Linked DNA regions of Mus musculus: region 1 is linked to region 2. The links are chromatin contacts, found by Hi-C in ENCODE. All regions are on one chromosome and are shown on one strand. Each heading gives the region's core, a stretch centred on a gene start or an enhancer-like site at or near the end of the contact. The rest is flanking DNA. Distances are from core to core; before and after follow the strand shown. Region 1 holds the start of Tbc1d22a (TBC1 domain family, member 22a). Region 2 holds the start of Mcat (malonyl CoA:ACP acyltransferase (mitochondrial)).

Region 1 (6,061 bases), core at 2,418-4,917, 2.7 Mb after region 2:
TCTAAATACTCCCTACCTTGGCTTTGTCTTGGTGACTGTCAGTCATGATAGTGCTGGCCCCGATTACTAGGGGGTTGTTTGCCCCTGGCCTTTCAACCAGTCTGTCTCATTCTTTAGTATAGTGTCTGAGTGAGACGACACAGACCGGACATAACCTTGGGATGCAGACAGATGTAATCTTGGCTTCACTCCTTGCCCCCAAGTCAGTATGCAGGAAAGCCTACAGCGGCTGCGGACGGCTGAATTTAGGGCACCATTGTCACACCTAGCCTGTCTCTGCAGTGGATTCTCTCTGTGCTCTTACACAACATTTTCTTTCTTTCTTCTGCTCTACTCTTCCTCCTACTCCTGTTGGCTCCTTGCTTTTTCAATCTTTGCATAGACCAGACTAAGCTGGAGAGGACTGGCTTTGATATTGCCTGAAGGAGACTCTTGAGGCTACTGGGACCCTATCCTTGGTGAGGTCTTATGGCTGAGATTAGGAATCGAGCTCTGGAGCCTACTTTTTTTTTTTTTTTTTTTTTGAGTCAGGGTCTATGTAGACCAGGTTGGTTTTAAACTTACTGAGATCCTCCTGTCTCTGCCTCCCAAGTGCTGGTATTAAAGGCTTATGCCACCAGGCCTGGCCCCTATGGCCTTCTAGAACTCCACTAGGGGAGGATTTTAAGACTTCCCCACCTCCTGGCACCACACACATATGCTAGGTAAGCATTGTTACCACTAAGTCCCCAGCCTTTACTATGCATATTTTAATTCTTTTCAGAGGTCTCCTTATAAACCCCAAGCTGATCTTAAACTTGAGGATCTTTTATCTGCAGCCTCTGATGGCTGGGATTATACACCTATGCCAATGATGCTCAGGTTTTATTTAAAAAACATGATACACTGGGGTGGTGAGGTGGCTCATAGAAAGTGTCTGTCTGTGGCATAAGCATATGGACCTGGGTTTGCATCCCTAGCATCATGTAGAATCCTGGTGTGCCCTAGAACGTCCGTGCTGGGTGGGCAGAGAAAGGGAGAGTCCCTAGAAGCCTAGGCAATTGATGAGAGCAGGTAGAGTAAGAGGTAAGTAAGTTGGTAAGCCACAGGAATCAAAGACGGGAGGCTGTGGTCCGACTGCTGTGTCTAACTTCTCGCCCGAGTGGAGAGGAAGACAGAGCCTGGCTGTGTTCCTGGCTGGTCTGATCCTCCCATCCCGCCTCTCAAGTATCTGGGGCTGTAGGTGAGACAAACCTACACTGAACAACTCAGGAAGGAATGGGGCACACCTCTGCACACTCTCCTTCAGGGAGACTTCCAGACTGTCACCAAAACCAGAAACACTACCCTGGGGGAGGGCTACAGGACTTGCACGCAGCACAGAGGCTGCACAGGCTCTCATCAGCGCCCTGCCTCTCCCCTGTGCAGTCCTCAGCAGCATCCTCCAGCAGGTCACAGGACTCCTCATCAGCTCTGTAACATGGGAGCTGCTCTCAAAAGTGCCTGATATGCAACCCAGCAAGAAAGCCGAGAGGAAAGAAGGCTGGCTTTGGTAATGTGGGGTCACACCGAAGAGACTGGGACTGTGTCAGTTTCCTGTGACATCCGTAGTAGCCTAAGGAGGTGGAAATGTTTCCCCTTTTTGGGTCCTGAAACCAAGATGTCAGCAGATTGTGCTGTCTGTGAGGGCCATTTCCCACCATGTCTACATAGACATCTAGGGTTGACTACTGGCTGCTGCCTAACACACACACACACACACACACACACACACACACACACACACACACACGAACATATTACCGGTTTGTGTGTCATCCTTTTGTAAGGACCATGCTAATCTCTGTATTATTCCAATTTTAGTAGGTATACCACTGAAGTGAGCACCCAATTTTTTTTTTTTTTTTTTTTTAGATTTATTTATTTATTATATGTAAGTACACTGTAGCTGTCTTCAGACACACCAGAAGAGGGCATCAGATCTCATTACGGGTGGTTGTGAGCCACCATGTGGTTGCTGGGATTTGAACTTCGGACCTTCAGAAGAGCAGTCGGGTGCTCTTACCCACTGAGCCATCTCACCAGCCCCATAGCACCCAATTTTTAATTTCCATTCTCCTGCCTCCCTCTTGAGAAGCTGGGCCATAGCTATGTACCACTAAAGTTTTATTTCAAAGAGCTCTCGAGGCAGTGCTAGGACATGATTATTAATCTTAGTTTTGCTAGGTCTCTCAAATTCTAAGGATTATTAGAAGTAGGATTCCAAGGAGAAGCCAAGGCTATGTTCCATAAGTTGTGCCTGAAGGGGTCACCTAGGACCTGTTGACATTGTCCCTGGTATTTCCTGAAGTTTCTATGCTTGTGTCAAAAGGGATTCCTAGAGAGCCCGGTATTGTCATCCAGACAGCAAACATTTGGGATGTACTATTTCAGTTCCTAAGGCTCCGGCTGTGCAGGAAATGAAGAGGAACAGGTGCCACCCCTTTCTGCAGAGTCAAAGTGGAGTCAGGTAGCTGCTGCAGTCTAAAAGGAGCTGCAGAAGGCTTTACTCTTAAAGAATGGGAACAAAGTTGAGATACAGGGCTCTAGGCCATTGACCCTGCTCTGAGTACTGAGGATAAGTCTGGCATACAACTGGGCTAAGCTATATAAGGTTCTTTAGTGTGATTTCTTGCATCCACCATGTGCTAACCCAACACCACTTTCAATATGTCTAGAAGTCTGGGTCTTGAGAATATAGTCAGGGCCTGGGTTAAACAGGAAGACCATATCAAAAGCAGAAAAAGTGCACGAGACAGCTGTCGTGAATATGTTTCTCAGTAGTAAAGGCCACAAGTTGGCATTACCAGTGTTTCACTAAAGCTCCGGCCTGAGATGCCAGCCTCTCACCCTTGAGTCTAAGATCATAGAAATTTTACACCAATCACGTAAGTAATTTCAAGTAGCTACACTACACAGCAAAAAGTGAAAGTAAACATAACAATATATTCTACAGAACCCAATATATATAAAGTATCATTTAATGTAAACTTATAATTAACATTTCCGTATTAAGATTTTTGGATCTTGAATGTATCTTACAATTAAGCACACTTTACTGCGGTCTTGGAAGCACGCAAGCGCCGGCAAGATGAAGTCTTCGTGTCTCCGTGCCTATTCGTTTTTCAGCTGAAGCCCAGGCAGATCCCCGCCATCGCTTCAGATGTGCTCCGGTGGAAGTCGCTTCCTTCACCTCACTGTGCAGTGTTTACTGATCCGGGGTCAATGCCCTGGCGATGAGGCTTGGACCACACTACAGCGGGAGAAGCTCTCCATCCTCCCGCTCGCCTGTCCGCCCGCAGCAGGGTCCCGATCTGCCTGTGCTCCTTCTGGTTCTCGGTACTTGCTGGTTGGCTGCGAGCAAATAAGACCGACTCGGACCCCAGACGCACGCGGCTCCGGAGTTCATGGCCGGGGATCAGAGGCCGGGATCCAGAGACCTCAGTCCGTGCCGCTCGACCCGAGCGCTCTCAGCGCCGCCAGAACATACGCAGCTCGCAGACTCCGCTTTCCTCCCTGCGCTACAGCCACGCACATATCCCAGCGTCGCCTTCTCATGGCGTCAAGCACTGCCCGAAACGAAGGCGGGACTTCCGGAATCGCCGAGTCACAACTTCCGGACGGAGGCGGAAGCGCCTCTCGGCTCTACGCTTCGGAGTCCTGGTGTCTCTGAGGGGGCCGCCGGGGCACAGGAGAGGGCCGCTGGAGGTGTGGCCGACCGCTCTCGGGTGTCAGGGTTGCGGATCTGAGGGATGAGGAGCGGCCATGGCCAGCGACGGGGCCAGGAAGCAGTTCTGGAAGCGCAGCAACAGCAAGGTCCCGGGCAGGTGGGTGTGACGGGGAGGACCCGGTCGGGGTCAGGGGTCAGAGGTCAGGTGGCCGTGCTGTCCCGTTGCAGTGCGGGTGGCGTAGGAGTCTGGGGAGGAGAACCTGGCTCCTAGGAGACTGTTGGGCTATGTGAGGGGCTAGGGGAGTCGGGGTCGGCAGTGGGCGTGTGGGAAATGAAAGGTGACAGTGGCCGTACCAATGAGCAAGGAGGACGAGGAGCTGCCCCAAGTGCTTCCAGAGCCTGGCAGGCAGGTTCTCTCCTGCGAAACTCCATGACTCCCTGGGGAAGCTGGAAGAAACTGACCCAGGTCATGCCCTGGAGAGTTTGGTTGAGTCAGGAAACTGGCCAGGGAGAGGCAGTGCCTGCAGGGGAGGTCGGTCTCTTCGGGGTGCATAGTGGTTTGAGCACTTGGGTTTTCGTCTGTCACATGTGGGCTGATGCTTTTCCTTTGAGCGTGGAAGCGCCTTGTGAATTTCTGTGGTCCCACCTTCTGGCCTCTGGACACCGGTCTTTTGACAGCAACAGGAAACACAGAATAATAATAAAAACACCTGGGTGCAGTCTGGAAGCTATCGAGCTCCAAAGTCCTTCTGTGATTGGTTATGTGGCCTGATGCCTCTCTAGGTCTTAGGGAGTGAAGAGACAGTACCCGGAAATGTATTTCAGAAAACTCCATCACAAGATTTCAAACATAGTTTATTCTGTTTTCTAGCCAAAGTCTCAGATATGAAATTTAAGATTCTAACATTAGCCACCTCTCCAGTCCTGAAGGTTTTGACATTGAGGTAACTTAAGTAGAACCATTCGTGAGCTCGGAAAATGGTCTGTCTTCCTGTGCTTCCTAAGAGACACCATTGTGTGAATGTTAAATTTGTAAACTCGGATATCCACTGTATTCAACCACAAAATGTGCTTTTCAAAGTGGCTGGGGCTTGGCACGGGTTACTGACTGCTGGGCCACAGTGACTTGGGAGATGGAGGAAGTCCTCAGAGGTACCCAGACACTGTATTTTTTACAGGACCTGGACTGGGCTTGCTTGAATAGTTAAGAACTTTTATAAAAGCTATTATTATAGTTTATGATGAGTAGAAGGTCCTACTGTGACAGGGATAAACACGTTGAGCCTAGTGCCAGATAAACAGAAGCATGTGGCAGTGTGACTTCTGTTGTTGCCTTCACATCTCGAGACTCAGTTCTTCTTCTTCCTCCTCCTCCTCCTCCTCCTCCTCCTCCTCCTCCTCCTCCTCCTTCTTCTTCTTCTTCTTCTTCTCCTCCTTCTCCTTCTCCTTCTCCTTCTCCTTCTCCTTCTCCTTCTCCTTCTCCTTCTCCTCCTCCTCTTCCTCCTCCTCCTCCTCCTCTTCCTCCTCCTCCTCCTCCTCCTCCTCCTCCTCCTCCTCCTCCTCCTCCTTTTCCAAGACAGAGAAACCCTGTCCTGGAACTCACTCTGTAGACCAGGCTAGCCTGGAACTTAGAAATCAGCCTGCCCCCACTTCCCAAGTGCTGGGATTAAAGGCGGGTACCACCACTGCCCGGCCTCAGTTCTTCTTAAGTATGAGCTGTAATTTATTGTTAAGAGTCAACTGAGATTTAAAAATAATGGAGTTGCTGTATGGAGTTGTAGAATTCATTGACCCTTTCCATTAAATACTGTCTCTTGATAGTGCATTTTTTATTTTTTATTTTTTGAGCTAGGGTCTCATTTATAGTGCAGGCTGGCCCTGAGCTTCTGACCCTCCTGCCTCATTCTCCCGAGTATACAAGTCACTATACCTGGTGTGGTAGTTTGTCTTCATACTGGGCTAGACAGTAACATTCCTAATATTTTACTGTGACTGTGACCGTGACCTTGCTTGGAAGCAGGATCTCTGTAGACATTACTGAGCAATGGGGAGGCCCTCATTCAGTCTCTGGTTCCCGTAAGAACATGGAACTTCATATACAGAGGAGAGACAGAAGTAGGGGGCATGACCATGCAAAGATGGAAGCAGAGATTGCAATGATGTGTTTACAAGTCAAAACTGGGATTGCCGGGAACCACCAGAAGCTGGACGTGGCGGGAAATGGCCCTCACAGACAGCACAATCTGCTGATATTGTGGTTTCACGACCGAAGGAGGGGAAACATTTCCACCTCCTTAGGCTACTACGGATGTCACAGGAAACTGACACAGTCCCAGTCTCTTTGGTGTGACCCCACATTACCAAAGCCAGCCT
Region 2 (6,013 bases), core at 2,672-5,171:
GTGCTGAATAGGCTTTGCAAACACTAGGCAATAATCAAAGTATTCATTTACTCTTTTTTTTCATAACAGGTACTGAACATCTTCCAGGTGTGACAGGCACAGAATGTGAACGGCTTAAGAATGCAAAGGGAGGCTGGGCGTGGTGGCGCACGCCTTTAGTCCCAGCACTTTGGAGGCAAAGGCAGGCAGATTTCTGAGTTCGAGACCAGCCTGGTCTACAGTGAATTCCAGGACAGCCAGGGCTAAACAGAGAAACCCTGTCTCGAAAAAACAAAAATGCAAAGGGAGGGCCAGCAAGAGGGCTCAGTGGGTAGAGGTGCCTGTAGCCAAACCTAACAACCTGAGTTCAATCCCAGAAATCCACAGGTTAGAAGTAATAGACCAACTCTAAACATTGTCCTTTGACATCACACACACTGAGGCCTGTGCATGCATATGCATACACACACACACACACACACACACACTCTCTTATGTAATTAAAAAAAAAATGCAGAGGACAGTGAAGGGTTGCAGCCAGGAAAGCGGACCTCATGAAACTAGAGGAAGAAAGCAAACACACCTCGGATCCTTGAGATTCAAAGGGGGTCAGTGGAATCCAGTCCTTGAGCTCCAGTATCAGCTGCATCCCTGGGCTCCCTTCCCGACAACCCTGCGTGGCTCCAGCACCACTGTCCACAGAGTCCCCTGTCCCCACTGAGCCCAGCGAGAACACACCCTGAACAAGTCACACTTCTTGTGTACCTTCAGAAAAATCCATGGCTCCAGCAAATACCAAGGCAGCAAACTCTCCCACACTGAAGCCAGCCGCAGCAACACAGTTGTCGATGACCTGCGGAGACAGAGCACAACATGAGGCCGAATCCTCCGAGCTCAGTCCCGGGATGTGCCCCCTCCCTTGGAACTGACAGGGCAATTAAGTGTCACCATGAGCCAATTCTATTGGCCTGGTACTCACTCCCCTTTATTGATGAGGGCTTTCCTTAGCAAGACAGCTAAAGTCGATTCCAGTCACACTATGAGCCAGAGCACTGATCCTCTGTGGCTTCTCGGGCACATAGGATACAGAAATTACATGCACACTGCCTATGGCCGCTCATGGTTGTAATCAGTACCGGAGGAGGCTGAAGCTAAAGAGTTTTGAATTCAGTGCCAACACAGCTACATTACAGTTCACCCTTCCCATGCTTCCAAACAAAACAAAAGTACAGGCATTAAAAATATGATTTTCTAGGGGGCTGGAGAGATGGTTCATCAGTTACAAGCACTGGCTGCTCTTCCAGAGAACCCTAGTTCAATTCCCAGCATCCTTGTGGCAGCTCACAGCTGTTTCTATTCCAGGGGATCCAACACCCTCAGAGACATGAATGCAGACAAAACACCAATGCAGATAGAGTAAAATTAAACTTAAAAAACTATGATTTTCCAAGCCACAGAGAAGCAGATTTAGTCCCCCCAGACCTATTTCACATGACTGCTAACATAAGTAGGCAATGCTGGTATCTATAGACTCTCAGTGCGGGCTTGGCCCAGAGAAGCACCGAGGAAATGTGCCACAGGGCCATGCTTATTCCTGTCACCTGAGCCTTCCGTCAGGATCATGTTCATTCCTGTCGCCTGAGCCTCCCGTTGCTCCTAACAATTGCCTCAGAAGGTGGCTGTGGAGGTAGAACAGAGGGTCTCAGCACCAGTTAACATGTGTTGTCCTGGGAGTATAACATATCCGCAGCAAGTGAAGTCACATGCTCTAATGTTTGCCATGCCATCTCTGTCTTTTCAGACAGGGTCTCACTGTGTAGCCCCAACTGGCCTGGAATTTGGAGAGATCTGCCTGCTTCTGCCTCCTGAGTGTTGAGATTAAAGGTGTTCATCTCTAAGCCTGGCACATGCTCGTGGAGGCTGGAAGAGGGCACAGGATCCCTTGAATCTCAAGTTACCAGCATTTTATGAGCCAGGGTCTTGCTTGGGGCCTGAAACTGGCTTCTACATGAGCAGTAAACACTCTTAATGGATGAGCCATCCCTGAGCCCCTAACATCAATTTCTTAGTATCTTTCATTTAAGGAACTCATCTTTTAAAAACATTTTCAAAGGGCTGAAGAGAGAGAGATGGCTCAGCAGTTAAGAGCTGTTCTTCTAGAGTACCCAGGTTAGATTCCCAGCACCCACAACACAAGACAGTAACAAACTGTTTCTAACTCAAAAATCCAAAAGGTCCAGTATCCCCTTCTGGCCCCTAGGGGCACTAGACATGCATGTCACACACAGACATACCTGCAAAATAACCATACATAAATCTTTAGCATTTAATAACTATTCTAGCAACTCAAACTCATCTAAAATCACAGTCCCTTACCCTACTGTGTATTTCTTTCTCTGACACATATCTTCAAATTTTTAAAAAATCTTTTTATGTGCATTGTATTTTAATTACATATATGTCAGTGTGAGGGTGCCAGATCTCCTGTAACTGGAGTTATAGACAGTTGTGAACTGTCATGTGAATGCTGAGAATTGAACCAGGATCCTCTGGAAGAACAGTCAGTGCTCTTAACCACTGAGCAATCTCTCCAGCCTCTCAAAAATTAAAAAAAAAAAAAAAATTATGTGGGGGCTGGTGAGATGGCTCAGCAGGTAAGAGCACTGACTGTTCTTCTGAAGGCCCTGAGGTCAAATTCCAGCAACCACATGGTGGCTCACAACCACCATTAATGAGATCTGACACCCTCTTCTGGTGTGTCTGAAGACAGCTACAGTGTACTTATTTATAATAATAAATAGATCCTTGGGCCAGAGCGAGCAGGGCCAACTGGAGCCAGCAGAGGTCCTAAATTCAATTTTCAACAACCATATGAAGGCTCACAACCATCTGTACAGCTACAGTGTACTCACATACATTAAATAAATAAATAAATCCTTTTTAAAAAATTTATGTGTGTGGCCAGGTGTGGTGGCACATGCCTTTGGTCTCAGCACTTGGTAGGCAGAGGCAAAAGGATCTCCGCGAGTTTGAGGCCAGTATGGTGTACAAAGCGAGTTCAAGATATACAGGGCTGTTACACAGAAAAACCTTGTCTAGAAAAAAACCAAAATAAAGCAATTTATGTGTTTGAATGTTTTGCCTGTTTATATGTTTTGTGCACATGGTGCACATACCTGATACCCGCAGAGGCCATAAAATAGCATCAGATCCCATGGAACTGGAGTTATGGATGGTTGTGAACCTACCACATGAGTGCTAGGAACCGAACCAAGATCCTCTAGCCCAACGCATTCATCTTTAATGTGATATGTTAACTCGGTGCATTAAGTGTGAAGTGTCTGTGTCGTCTAAGATGCAAACTCCCCTGGAGCAGGGATCCTCATTTTGTGCAGTGCGTCTAGAATACTATCAACGAGGACCAGATTGGGGACCAATAAGAACCAGACTGAGGAACCCTGAGACCCAGAAGGCGGGGTCCGGCGCTCGCTCCTCGGCTCACCGCCGGCTGCAGATGATGTAGCTTCTCCACGGCGGCCAGTGAAGCCACAAAGACGGCGGGCTGGCAATGCACTGTGCGGTCCAGGTCCTCCTGGGGCCCCCGCAGGCACAGCTCCAGCAGATCGTAGCCCAGTACCCGGTGCGCGGCCTCGTAGAGCTGCCGCACACGCGGGAGGTGGAGCAGGCCGCTGCCCATGCCGACCGCCTGGCAGCCCTGGCCGGGGAAGAGCAACACGGAGCACTGTGAAGGTGGCCGCCGCCGCGCCACCGCCTCCTGGGCTCCCTCCTCGGCCACGCTGGAGTCCCGCAGCAGCTCCGCCACGTCCACGGCGTCCGGCGGCGGCTCCCGGAGGCTCGAGGCGGCGCGGCGGCCCCAGGAGCGCCAGGCCCACCCGGCCCGAGCTACCCGAGCGCTCATTGCGACGCGCAGAGCCGGTGGTCGTTATCGCTGCGGCTGAGACGCACTGCGGCTGCGCAGCGGGGCGGTCCTTCCTGTATTTCCTGTCGGGTCATCTAGGCAGCCAGTAAAAAAACGTTCCTATGTTACCTACTCATCTTTACCAGCTCTCAAACTATTTGCAGTTGCATGTCGGTCCTGGAGTGGTCCGTGCGTTTCCTTAAACATCTCCAACCAGGAACCGCAGATAGCTTCCATAGTGAGCCTTCAATAGGTATCTACGTACTAAATTGTGCACCACCGTCCAGTAGACCGTGAAAGTGCTGTGGTTGGCTTGGTTTTGCCCATGATTCTGCCAACCGTACTAAGCAAATAGTTCTTGTTGCCTACAAAGCACAGCGAGGTGTCCAAATCATAATAGGAAGCTAGTAAATCTCCGTGCGGTGGAACCAAGTACAAGTCAGATTCGCTTTTTAAATTCCACAGTTTATAGCCGAGTGGTAGTGGCGCACCTTTAATTCCAGCATTTTGAAGGCAGAGGCAGGCGGATCTGAGTTCGAGGCCAGCATCGTCCACAGAGCAGTTCCAGGACAGCCAGGGCTACTCAGAGAAACCCTATCTCAACAAACAAACAAACAAACACATACACACACACACTCAAACAAACATACACACACACACTCAGAGAAGCTCTGTCTCAATAAATAAATAAATCCTCAGTTTACAAACAAGGAGACAAACGTCGTAAAGATTGTGTACTATATGGTTAGTCACAGAATGGCACTGGAAGTTGTGCTTATGCAGTCTCTGAGAGCTATTGTGAGTCTGGGTCACACTGATCCTTACCTGAGCCCTGCACCCCTTTTCCAGAACTCTGATCTGTTCTCATTTCCTGCCAGTCTCTGCTAAGGTGCCCAGGAAATCCATCCCCGCCCCCACCTCAATACTCACCACAGCCTTTACAATGAGAAGATCTATTTGGAGGTATGTCTCAGTTTGCTCTGGCTGGCATACCAATGCCATAGACTTAAGGGCTTAATAATCGAAATTATATGTCAGAGTTCTTGAGGCTGAAAAGTCCAAGATCAAGCTCAGCACTTGCAGATTCAGTGTCTGGAAAGAATCTGTTTCATGGCTTGCAGATAACTAACTCTTCTGTATCCAAACCCGGGTGCCCTAGCCCTAACTCTGTTAGTATACAGGCAGTTCCACTGGCCTTCACTCAGGGACCTAGCAACTGCTTACCTCATTACCGGCCTTAGCCAGCTGTGCCAGGTGTGTTACAGCCACCCCAGCTCTCTCCGTCTTTGCATTCCCTCTTTGTTCAGAATGTTTCCTCTTTCTCTTTCTGCTCCCCCATCTTTGCCTCCCTGTCTACATGGCGATTTCCCTGGCCTCGTTTTCTGAGACCGGTGAACCTGTTCGAGAGCTGCCCACAATAAACCAGCTTTTATACTTTTAATTGGGCTTGAGTTGGATTATTTCATCAGTGGGGAAAAACTATTAATATCCCCACATGATAGATGGGGGGGGTGTTTTCTAATAAGGGTATTCATCTAATTCATGAAGGTCCCACCTCTACTTAATCACCCTGACCCTCCAGGTGTCCTCTAGATTCCTCTAAATGCCTTCACCCTGGGGATTAAGGCTCAATATAGGAATTTGATGTATCAGAGAGGATGTGCCTCTCAGTACTCCACATCATCAAACATATTTCACTGAGTTTGAAGAAAATCAAATAAGTGTTTCAGGCTTTCAGGCTGTTCAGTCTTGTTTTCTTATTTTATGTTTTCACATGTGTGTGTGTGTGCATGTGTGTGTGTGTGTGTGTGTGTGTGTGTGTGTGAGAGAGAGAGAGAGAGAGAGAGAGAGAGAGAGAGAGAGAGAAATAGGTGGGTAGAACCTCACTATGTAGCCAGCCTAGAACTCACTATGTAGACTAGGCTGGCCTCCAACTCTTGGAGATCTGCCTGCCTCTGCCTCCTGTGTGATGTGGCCAAAGGTGCCCATCACACATGGCTACTTTTTATCTTTTTAAAAAAAGATTTATTGATTTATTGATTGATTGATATGGATACACTGTAGCTGAACATGGTTGTCAGCCTTCATGTGGTTGTTGGTAATTGAATTTTTAGG

What was found. A loop is a pair of places that touch in the nucleus more often than their neighbours do.
Region 1: a loop to region 2 is called in a map of regulatory T cell, with 7 times the contacts of the local background. The contact joins the promoter of Tbc1d22a here to the promoter of Mcat in region 2. A Hi-C loop is called at or near these places in 2 of 37 maps with a recorded cell type or tissue (T-helper 17 cell and regulatory T cell).

Annotation. Positions count from the first base shown.
Region 1 is chr15:86,210,792-86,216,852 of GRCm38, forward strand. It overlaps Tbc1d22a (TBC1 domain family, member 22a), which reads left to right and starts at 3,668. Exons shown (of 13, transcript NM_145476.2): 1 at 3,668-3,845. The coding sequence starts at 3,784. Gm22818 (a small nuclear RNA gene) reads right to left here and starts at 1,866; the gene lies at 1,763-1,866.
Region 2 is chr15:83,551,790-83,557,802 of GRCm38, forward strand. Mcat (malonyl CoA:ACP acyltransferase (mitochondrial)) reads right to left here and starts at 3,922. Exons shown (of 4, transcript NM_001030014.2): 1 at 3,482-3,922; 2 at 745-832. The coding sequence starts at 3,898.